Regions from separate parts of the Homo sapiens genome. Here region 1 is linked to region 2. The links are chromatin loops, found by intact Hi-C in ENCODE. Cell type or tissue: B cell. All regions are shown on one strand. Links, peaks and the distances in the headings refer to the core of each region. The heading gives the core; the rest is flanking DNA.

Region 1 (5,368 bases), core at 92-5,091, 120 kb after region 2:
CCTGTAGCCTTTCTGTCCAAACAACTTGACCTTACTGTTTTAGCCTAGCCATCATGTCTCCGTGCAGCGGCTGCCACTGCTTTAATACTTTTAGAGGCCCTAAAAATCACGAACTGTGCTCAACTCACTCTCTGCATTTCTCATAACTTCTGAAATCTACTTTCTTCCTCATACCTGATGCATATACTTTCTGCTCCCTGGCTCCTTCAGCTGTACTCACTCTTTGTTAAGTCCCACAATTACCATTGTTCCTGGCCCGGACTTCAATCTGGCCTCCCACATTATTCCTGATACCACACCTGACCCCCATGACTGTATCTCTCTGATCCACCTGATATTCACCCGATTTCCCCATATTTCCTTCTTTTCTGTTCCTCACCCTGATCACGCTTGATTTATTGATGGCAGTTCCACCAGGCCTAATCGCCACACACCAGCAAAGGCAGGCTATGCTATAGTACAAGCCACTAGCCCGCCTCTTAGAACCTCTCATTTCCTTTCCATCGTGGAAATCTATCCTCAAGGAAATAACTTCTCAGTGTTCCATCTGCTATTCTACTACTCCTCAGGGATTATTCAGGCCCCCTCCCTTCCCTACACATCAAGCTTGAAGATTTGCCCCCACCCAGGACTGGCAAATTAGCTTTACTCAACATGCCCTGAATCAGGAAACTAAAATACCTCTTAGTCTAACTAGACACTTTCACTGAATAAGTAAAGACCTGTCCTACAGGGTCTGAGAAGGCCACCGCAGTCATTTCTTCTCTTCTGTCAGACATAATTCCTCAGTTTAGCCTTCCCACCTCTATACAGTCTGATAAAAGACCAGCCTTTATTAGTCAAATCAGCCAAGCAGTTTTTCAGGCTCTTAGTACTCAGTGAAACCTTTATATCCCTTACGGTCCTCAGTCTTCAAGAAAAGTAGAACAGACTAAAGGTCTTTTAAAAACACACCTCACCAAGCTCAGCCACCAACTTAAAAAGGACTGGATAATACTTTTACCACTTTCCCTTCTCAGAAGTCAGACCTGTCCTCAGAATGCTACAAGGTGCAGCCCATTTGAGCTCCTGTATAGACGCTCCTTTTTATTAGGCCCCAGTCTCATTCGACACCAGACCAACTTAGACTGTGACCCCAAAAAACTTGTCATCCCTACTATCTTCTCTCTAGTCATACTCCTATTCACCGTTCTCAACTACTCATACATGCCCTGCTCTTGTTTACACTGCTGGTTTACACTGTTTCTCCAAGCCATCACAGCTGATATCTCCTGGTGCTATCCCCAAACTGCCACTCTAAACTCTGGAAGTAAATAAATAATCTTTGCTGGCAGGACTATGCTGAATCTCCTTAGGCACTCTCTAATCAGATGTCCTAGGTCCTCCCAATTCTTAGACCTTTTATACCTGTTTTTCTCCTTCTCTTATTCCATTTAGTTTCTGAATTCATCCAAAACCGTATCCAGGCCATCACCAATAATTCTATATGACAAATGTTTCTTCTAACATCCCCACAATATCACCCCTTACCACAAGATCTCCCTTCAGCTTAATCTCTCCCACTCTAGGCTCCCACGCCACCCCTAATCCCGCTTGAAGCAGCCCTGAGAAACATCACCCATTCTCTCTCCATACCACCCCCCAAAAATTTTCACCGCCCTAACACTTCAACACTATTTTGTTTTATTTTTCTTATTAATATAAGAAGGCAGGAATGTCAGGCCTCTGAGCCCAAGCCAAGCCATCGCATCCCCTGTGACTTGCACATATACAACCAGATGGCCTGAAGTAACTGAAGATCCACAAAAGAAGTAAAAATAGCCTTAACTGATGACATTCCACCATTGTGATTTGTTCCTGCCCCACCCTAACTGATCAATGTACTTTGTAATCTCCCCCACCCTTAAGAAGGTTCTCTGTAATTCTCCTCACCCTTGAGAATGTACTTTGTGAGATCCACCCCTGCCCGCAAAACATTGCTCTTAACTTCACTGCCTATCCCAAAACCTATAAGAACTAATGATAATCCATCTCCCTTCACTGACTCTCTTTTCGGACTCAGCCCACCTGCACCCAGGTGAAATAAACAGCCATGTTGCTCACACAAAGCCTGTTTGGTGGTCTCTTCACAAGGACGTGCATGAAAGCTTCCTCTCAAATTATTAGCCCTTTTCTGCCAGGGAGTAGTTTTTCCCAAGGAGGTCTGGAAGACAAGACCCTGGATAGAGGCTGGTGGTACCCCGCCCCGCTCATCAGAATCGCTGGATCATGACTGACCCCTAGTGGCGGCTTCTCTGCTTAACTGTCAGCCCATGGACTGGGGTGTGACCCCCAATGCTGCTGCAGAAGCTTTCACCCGTCCTGGGCCACCCCTGCCATCTGTGGAGAAAGGCCTGTCCCTTGTCTTCTGAGCCCAGCTGGCCTCACAGGCATTCAGCAGATTGGAAAGTCTAATCATGTGCTGCGCTGGGCTCCCCCACGCCCCTTTTTGGAGTGAGGCAGAGTGCATTCCAGCCCCCAGCATCCCTGCTGTTTATTCCCATCCCTCACCCCCACCCCCATACACACTCACAAGTACAAACACGGGCGCAGTCACGGGCACACACCGCCACGGAGAGCATTTCCATTTCCAGCCTCGGCAGAGCAGTCTCCTTATAGGGAAGTTAACGAGGCAGTAAAGGCTCAGGGGTCAGGGAGGCCCTCTGTCGGGAGGAGGCTGCTAGACCCAGTTCTGCCTCTGACTTGCTGGGGGTCCTTGAGAAAGTTGCTTCTCCTCTTTGGTTTCAGTTTCCCCAGCTGAGAAATGGAGGGTTTGGCCAAATGGTCTAAGGTTCTGGGAACCTCTAACTTAGAGCCCGTAACTGGTGGTCAAGATGAGGGAGAGTCCCTCGGGGTCAGCTGAATGCCTGAGAGGCAGGACAGGCCCAAAGGTGAGCAACTTGAGCACACCAGGTGGGCTCCGAGCTGGAGGTGAGCCCCACAGCCTGCAGAGCAGCCCTGGACTCGTGAGCCCCATCGCACCAGTCCGGTGGGACTTCAGAGATGTGGAATCCAGCCTCCTCTAGTATTGCAGAGCTGGGGGATGGGAGCTGCGGATTCTGACACCACAGCTGCCTTATATATGCCAGATGGGCTGGGGCAAGACACACCCCTTTCTATGAAATGAGCAGTCAGTCCAAATAGATGAGCTAAAGAAAGGCTGTGGGAGGGACCCAGCTCTAGCCTGAGGCTACAGACTGGCTTCCAGGGTACTCAAGCAGCTGCCTCTGGGGGAGGGGTCCCAGGTATGAGAGGCAGGGCTCAGAATCTAGGCCAAGCCTCCACAGGACCCCCCTCTGGAGAGCTCGGAGCAGTCTTGGGGGGAGGGTCAGCAGGCAGCAAGTGCACTAGGAGCATCTTTCACAAGGCACCCAATATTGCATCTGCTCCAATAGGCAGCGAGTTGGAAAGTGGATGGAATAGGCAGGGTGGCAGCTGCTCCCCAGGGCCAGGAGTCCAGCCCAGCTCCCACCCAAGTCCACCTCAGGCCTGCTCAATTGGGTTGATCAATGCTCTGGGCCCTCTGGCCCCACCCTCAGAGGGAGGGGTTTGGGGCAACCAGGTGAACTGGCCCTTGCGGGAGGCAGGCAGCCCCTCACCAGGATCCCCACCCCCACCTCTCCAGCCCCCCTCATTCCCTGATCCTTCCACCTGCTCTCCTGCCCCAGTAGTTTCCTCTGCTCACTCTCATCCCTTTTCCTGCTCCCAGGCTCACCTGCTCAGATGTCCTTGACTCTCCTCTGAGTCTCCCTCTTTCCAAGCCGCCTCCCCTCTACCTAACACAGTCTCCCTGAAGACACCACAGTACAAAAGCTCAACTTCCCGCACCTCACCTTTACTCCCAGACATGGGAGAGAGATGACATGAAGACCCGAACGCCACTTGGCAAAAGATCTGGGGTGTGCAGGGGGCAGATCTGAGGCTGTGGAAGCTCCAGGGGCTCCCTGCAGAAGGCTGCATTTAAGCTGGGTTTTGAATGTGGCTCTGAGCTGAGACCTCTCCTTGAAGCTCCAGACCAGGAGCCAGCTGCCAGCTGGACCACTTCATTTGGTGTCTCAGAGGAACCTTGCACTCCATAGGTCTAACTCTGAACCCAGAAAATGCCCCCATCTCAGCCCTGTTTCTTCTCAGGGAAAGCACTACCTCATACCCAGTTCTGCACCAAACCCAAACTATGAGCGCTCTGGATAAGCCAGTGCCAAGAGGGAACGAGCTCTGAATGCCAAGCCAAAACATGTGAGTTTTAACTCCACCTCCAGCTCCGAGAGTTGTGGGTAGGGAAGGGCCTTAGTCCATTTTGCTGTAGAAAGACCAGTCTGGCACTGTATTGTACATGGATGACAGGGGAAGAGTGAGGGTGGAGAGACCAGAAGGACGGCAGGACTGGGGAGGTAGGGACATGGCTGTAGCGGTGGAGATGGGGGAACAGACAGGACTTGGTGGTTACTTGGATGAACCAAGGGAGGGATCAGGAAGAGACACCCCGTTTTGTACCAGATGTCTAGAGTGTGGGATGCCATTTATTGCTCGAGGGAAGAGGAGGAGGAAGAGGTATGGCATGGGAGGAGATAGCTGAGCTCTCTCTTGAATGTCACTTGAAGTCCCCAAGGAGAGACAGGCCTGCCAGCACCTTCATGAACTGCTTCAGCCAGCCCTTGGGGCACCTGTGGTCCCTGGCCATCTCGACTCTCCCCTTTGTGCCTGTCAGCTGCCATGGGGGTCAGTTGCACAAGGGCCCAGCAGGTCTGTGTGTTTTCCCAAGGGACTGCCGCATGGCCAATGCTGAGGAGAAGCTGATGGACGACCTTCCCTTCTGAACAAAACCCGTTACAACTACCTGATCTGCCCAGCCACCAGCAGAGGCCCTCACAGCTCATCTCCATTGAGATGGAGCTCTCCCTGGCCTAGCGTGTCAGCATGGTAGGTGCAGAGGGTAGCTGTGGCTCAGGCTCAGGCGAAGAGGCAGCTCATGGCCACACCCCAAGCGATCATTGGCCAGAGGAATGAAATTACTAGGGTTGACTTAGATTTACCATTACATGGCAGGGAGGCTGCAGAAGAGTCCATGAAGTTCATAGGTGTCCAACATTTAATGAAGTCAAGGTTTTGTCTACAAAGAAGAAATAAGGGTGGGAGCGGGATGACCACTGGGTAGGCAGCCAATGGGGCTGCTCAGCTGAGTCTCCAGCACGACCATAAGCTTCTCCTCATCCTCACAGCCCCACCTTATTATCTCCCTCAACCCTGCTCAACAGATGACCTTACATGCTGCCTACTTGTTGGGGGAAATAAGAACCAGACTGGGGGAATTGACGGGTACAGAGGCCCA
Region 2 (5,368 bases), core at 208-5,207:
TCAAGAAGTGGTTATAAAGTATACTTTTTCAGAAAGACAAAGGTAAATACTAGAAGAAAAAGTTAAAGGACTTCAAAGTGTTTGCCTTCAAGGAGAGAAACAGAGTAAAAAGAAATTAACAAGTGTCTGGTATTTTTGTGGTAAATCTTCAAGAACTGCTTTATTTGTTCAATCATGTACATGTATTACTTTGATTTTAAAGTAAAAATTTTAAAATAATTTAATTATTTAGCCTAGAAGGTTTTACAACCCCTTATCTCATGCTTAAGCACTCTAAGTGATTCCTTTTTCACACAGCAAGAGTGTTGTACCCAATACCCCAACCACAAAGAAAACTCTTTGTCTCTTCAAGGTCCATCTTTTCTGTTTTCTCTTTTTTTTGAGACAGAGACTCACTCTGTCACCCAGGCTGGAGTACACTGGCGCGATCTCAGCTCACTGCAAACTCCACCTCTCAGGTTCAGACGATTCTCCTGCCTCAGCCTCCCGAGTAGCTGAGTAGCTGGGACTACAGGCATGCACTACCACGCCCAGCCAATTTTTGTATTTTTAGTAGAGACGGGGTTTCACCGTGTTGGCCAGGTTGGTCTTGAACGCCTTACCTCAGGTGACCCGCCCACCTAGACCTCCCAAAGTGTTGAGATTACAGGCATTAGCCACCACCGCACGGCCATCCTCTTTTCTTTCATTCTCTTTCTTTGCTAATTACTTTTCAGGGGAAAAACAAACAAACAAACAAAAAAAACACCTTTCATTGAGGATGTTCTCTGTATTGGTAAGAAAAGATCTCTCAGATACATTTTCAAGTGGAAAAAGCAATGGAAGAAAACTGCAAATACATATAAGAAGGGGAAATGTAAACTTGTTTTCACTTTTATACATATAAAATATCCTGGGAGGTGAAGTAATAAACTAATAATAATGATTACCCAGCATGCAACTTGTCAGAATGAGAATTGAGAAGCCGAGAAACAGGCAAAAGATAGAGACTTTACATTGTATACCTTTTTAAACTTTTTAATTTTTAACCCTGTGAAATTATCGTCTACCCAAATAATTTTTATTAAAAAAATTTAAGTCATTTCTTTATCTTAATCAAAATTAAAATATTTTCAAAAACTTGGGAAATAACGAAAATAAAGAAATGATACTCCAAAGATCCCACCTGCCCAGAAGCAGGGGAAACAAGATACTTTACTGATTCAAGCTGTGAATCCTGTTACCCAAGTGAACCTTGGTATAGATCTCAAACTGTAAATTTTTGCACATGTAAGTCAGAAGTGAGGGGATTTAACCTTCATACCAAAACCACAGCTCTTACATGAATGCAGTAAGGAAAATGTTGAGGCCTTGGAGAGAGGGGGGGAAAAATATTTTAGTAATGGCACATTACTGAGAGATGACAGAAAGACTCAAGTTATCAAAACCTTCTAATTGAAAGCCATTTTTAAAAATCACAGCATTTAATGTTAGTGGTCATAATATTATAATATTCAAAATTACTAAAGCATTTTATCATCACATCCATTTCTTGAAGGAGATAATGTCATAATATTAATAGTTTCTGGTGGGGCTGACATTTCAACGGAGAAAAAAAATAAAATTTTAATACAACCTATAAGCCATCCCATCCACCCACATATACCTACCCAGAATTGCACATTTGACACTATTAGCACCATTCCAAATTTAGAACCTGGGCACGTGGTTGTGGATGAAAGCAAACCTAAGCAAATTTGGGAAAAAATAATCCTTCAAAACTGATGACCGAAAACAAAATAAGAAAGGTCAAAACTTATTATTTAGGAAATAGAAGTGTCAATGTACATTCAAATGTTTACCCTGAAATGGAAAATTATTTTGGATGAAATATAGCAATACCGTACAATTTACCAAATCATAATGAACCCAAGGCATTTTTTAAACGAGCAATCTCCAACAAATTCCTTAAACCATTCTATTCCCGTAAATCAGCACTAAATAAGTTTTCCTTGCCACCAAAAAACGTCCCCAGAGGCAAAAGGTATGGAAGTACTACATTTCATAGCTCCCCTTCCTCGAAGACACAAAATTAAATACAAAGACACTAAGAATCCCGACCCAAATCCTTTAAGCATATGTAAAAGATCTACAGAAAGGCTAAATTGGGGGTGCTTTTTGGTTTTACAAGACAATTCACAGTAACACTGGCAATTTTAAAAGGGTGCATTTAAAGTACTTAAGCTTCCCCTAATTACTGAATAAAATAGGTCAGCATTTGTATTTCCCAACATCCTATTAAGAATAATTACAGTAGTCTACCATTCCTCTATATGCCTTCATTTTTTAAAAAATCCATAATCTTCCAATCCTCAGAATTCTGGCCGCAGAGGATAACTTACAGCACCTCTTTCTCAAGCCAGCAATCCCTTTTCCTAGTCCTTATGGGGTAAGAAACAGGCACTCCTTTCCCTTCAAACTAACCCAGGGGCCTGGGAAAGGGCAAAGCAAGCTGAAACAATGTCACCAGAACTTGGACCTAGAAACCAGAGCCAAGAAGGATGACATAACACTAGAGCGTTCCGCTTCTGCAAAATGTCTATCATTCTCTCCACTGCCTGCTCTCAGCAGCTCACACAAACGCCACAAAGATTGGGAGAAGGCAGTACAGCACTAGTATTCATTTGTATCAAGAAAGAGCAATTCACTTCATTACTCCGAGCGTCCGTTGTAGCCTGCTCCATCCAGAGGACCGGAGGCAGACTCAAGCAAGAAGGATGAAAAGAAAGAGCTGATGCTGCTATGAAGTGACCCCCTAGATGGGGACGTGAGCAGTGTCCCTTGTGACTCTTGGAACATCCAAATCGCTGCAATAAACAGCCGGGCCAGCAGGACAGCCTCTCCCACGCTGGGGACAGCCCGGAGCCCGCAGCCTAGTGGCTGACTTTCCTTCCGCTAAGTGGATGGGCGCCGGGGGGCGTTATTTACACCATTCCAAAATCTGGAACCTGGGGGTGTAGTTGTGGGTGAAAGAACGCCTAAGCAAAGTGGAAAAAAAATCCTTGAAAATTGATTCAAAACACAGAGCGTGGCTACTTTATTCTTCTGTAGTATGAGAAATTTCTTTTTCTTTTTCTTTTTTAGGACCACTGCAGCGGGATCTTGCAGTAGGGGAGAGAGAGTGGATTAACTCCCTGAGAAATTTCTCTCATGAAAGAAATCTATTACCATACAATAAGAAGCTCAAGATTTATTATTTAGGGGGGTAAAGGGGTCAATGTTGCGTTCATATGACTACTCTGACATCAAAAACTATTTTTGGATGAGATAGAGCATATTATGCAATTCTACAATGTATTTTTTTTTTTACAAGAGTAATCTTTAAAAAGAACTGGAGCTGGTCCAAGCGATTTCACCGACACAGAAGCCACGTTGTGCCCCCTCAATCCACCGCTCCCAGATACCCTGCAGTGTGAGGGATCATTCAAGAACCGCCGTCTCCCCAGACCCGCGTGCACAGCGCGGCGCGTCCACTGAGCCGGTCTAGGCTCGCAGGAGGCGCTGCCACTGCGAGGCCGAAACGAGTGTCCCGGAAAACGCCGGCCCGGCCAGGCGTTCTGCCGCTATTCGCTGACCGACTGGCACACCAGCCCATGCAACTTAGCGCTAAAGACCGGTAGCCTGGGGAATGACATTCACGGGGGGAATCCGAACCCCATTCCCGCGACGCGGGGACGCCAACGTGCGACGCCCTGCCGGCCCGCCCCTTCCTGCCCACCCACTGCCAACTGCCCCAGAGCACGGGCGAGAGCGCGGCATATAGGGCAAAGGCAGAGCTCACCGCTTCAGCGAGTCCAAAACCTGCGGTGCCCCGGCAGTCGCGGAATCCGGGCTCTGCGCGGCAGCCTGGGCTGCCGCCGGGGTGGTATTCCCGGCAGGAACGCCGTCCCGGGGCATCGCAGACGGCGCGCGCGGCTCTCTACGCGCCTCACACGCCTTGCACGCCGCCGCTTGAGCCTCAAGGCGCAGGACTCCGTGCGGCGGGACCCGCCCACCCCCGAGGCCAGCCAATGGACGCGGAGCGCGGGAAGCCGGGGGCGGGGCCCAGCTCCTCCCCTGCAGCCGAGCAACGCAGCAGGCTCCGCGGTCCTGCGCTCGCGCCCGCCCCACCAGGAGCGGTCTGGGATTGGGGGAGCACATTCCTCAAATAGAAGGTCTGTGAGGCCTAAGGTGTTCGGCACGCGCTGCTGCTTTTGCGGGAGTCTTTCTGTCCTTTTTAAGACTAATAATTTCTTCGCCTGCTGTTTACAGAACACCTATTTAGGGCCAGCCACAGTGCTTGGGGACACATGGAAATAGGAAAAAGCTTCCACTTAGAGGATCTCCCAGTCATTCCGGTGGATGAGCAGATATGAAAACAGGTAATTAGGGGAGCCCACATAAGGCACATTCCAACGTCAAAAAACGTGTAGGGGTGGCGCCTGCCTGTGGTCCCAGGATGAACCTGTTTTGGATTAGGACACACCCCAGAGGACAACTTCGCTATTTCTGTGTCCACCTCACCTAAACCTGGCAAAGCAGGCACACGGGGAGGAGTCCAGACAGGTGACAGGAAACTATTTTCTGATTTAAGGAACACGGAAAAAGGAACAAGGGAAAAAGTGAGAAAAACTTGGGAGGCTGAGGCAGGAGGCTGAGGCGGGAGGCTGCAATGAGCCATGATCGCACCACTTCACTCCAGCCCGGTGTCTTAAAAAAAAAAAAAGCCTTGTTGTGATATGGGGCAGGGTGTGGGGCACGAGGAGATTTCGGCCAGAGGACAACTAAGAGATTTGTTACCCTGGAATTCTGGTGGCCGTTATTCGCAATGGAGAACAATGCACGTTCATTTTCTTTTTTTCTTCAACTTTTAAGTTCAGGAGTACATGTGCAGAACGTGCAGGTTTGTTATATCGATATACATGTGCCATGGTGGTTTGCTGCACCTACCAACCCATCGTCTAGGTTTTAAGCCCTGCATGCATTAGGTATTTGTCCTAATGCTCTCCCTCCCCTTGCCCCCCACCCCCCCAACAGATCCCAGTGTGTGTTGTTCCCCTCCCTGTGCCCATGTGTTCTCAATATTCAACTCCCACTTATGAGCGAGAACATACAGTGCTTGGTTTTCTGTTCCTGTGTTAGTTTGCTGAGGATGATGACTTCCAGCTTCATCCATGTCCCTGCAAAGGATATGATCTCATTCTTTTTTATGGTTGCATAGTATTCCATGGTGTATATGTTACCACATTTTCTTTATCCGGTCTATCATCGATAGGCATTTGGATTGGTTCCATGTCTTTGCTATTGTAAATAATGCTGCAGTAAACATACGTGTGCATGTGTCTTTATA

Evidence for each region. A loop is a pair of places that touch in the nucleus more often than their neighbours do. Peaks named below come from ENCODE experiments on the same cell type or tissue, not always from the same donor. Only the 100,000 strongest peaks of a DNase experiment are listed, where the experiment ranks them.
Region 1: it touches region 2 in a loop (12-fold over the local background); 12 of 110 quality-filtered maps call a loop at or near these places.

What each region holds. Positions count from the first base shown.
Region 1 is chr2:71,154,554-71,159,921 of GRCh38, reverse strand. No RefSeq gene overlaps it. Among named protein-coding and RNA genes, the nearest start is that of MPHOSPH10, 27 kb to the right of the region's middle. RefSeq lists silencers at 2,177-2,338, 2,261-2,400. In B cell, for the core only: a CTCF peak has its summit at 2,282 (motif pointing left); DNase peaks (open chromatin) are centred at 2,281 and 4,891; H3K27me3 peaks cover 548 bases.
Region 2 is chr2:71,275,207-71,280,574 of GRCh38, reverse strand. It overlaps LOC105374797 (a long non-coding RNA gene), which reads left to right and starts at 3,760. Exons shown (of 3, transcript XR_940233.2): 1 at 3,760-4,193; 2 at 4,291-4,400. RefSeq lists an enhancer at 2,626-2,735 and a silencer at 3,937-4,176. In B cell, for the core only: a CTCF peak has its summit at 2,869; DNase peaks (open chromatin) are centred at 2,804 and 4,024; H3K4me3 peaks cover 2,066 bases; H3K27me3 peaks cover 1,837 bases.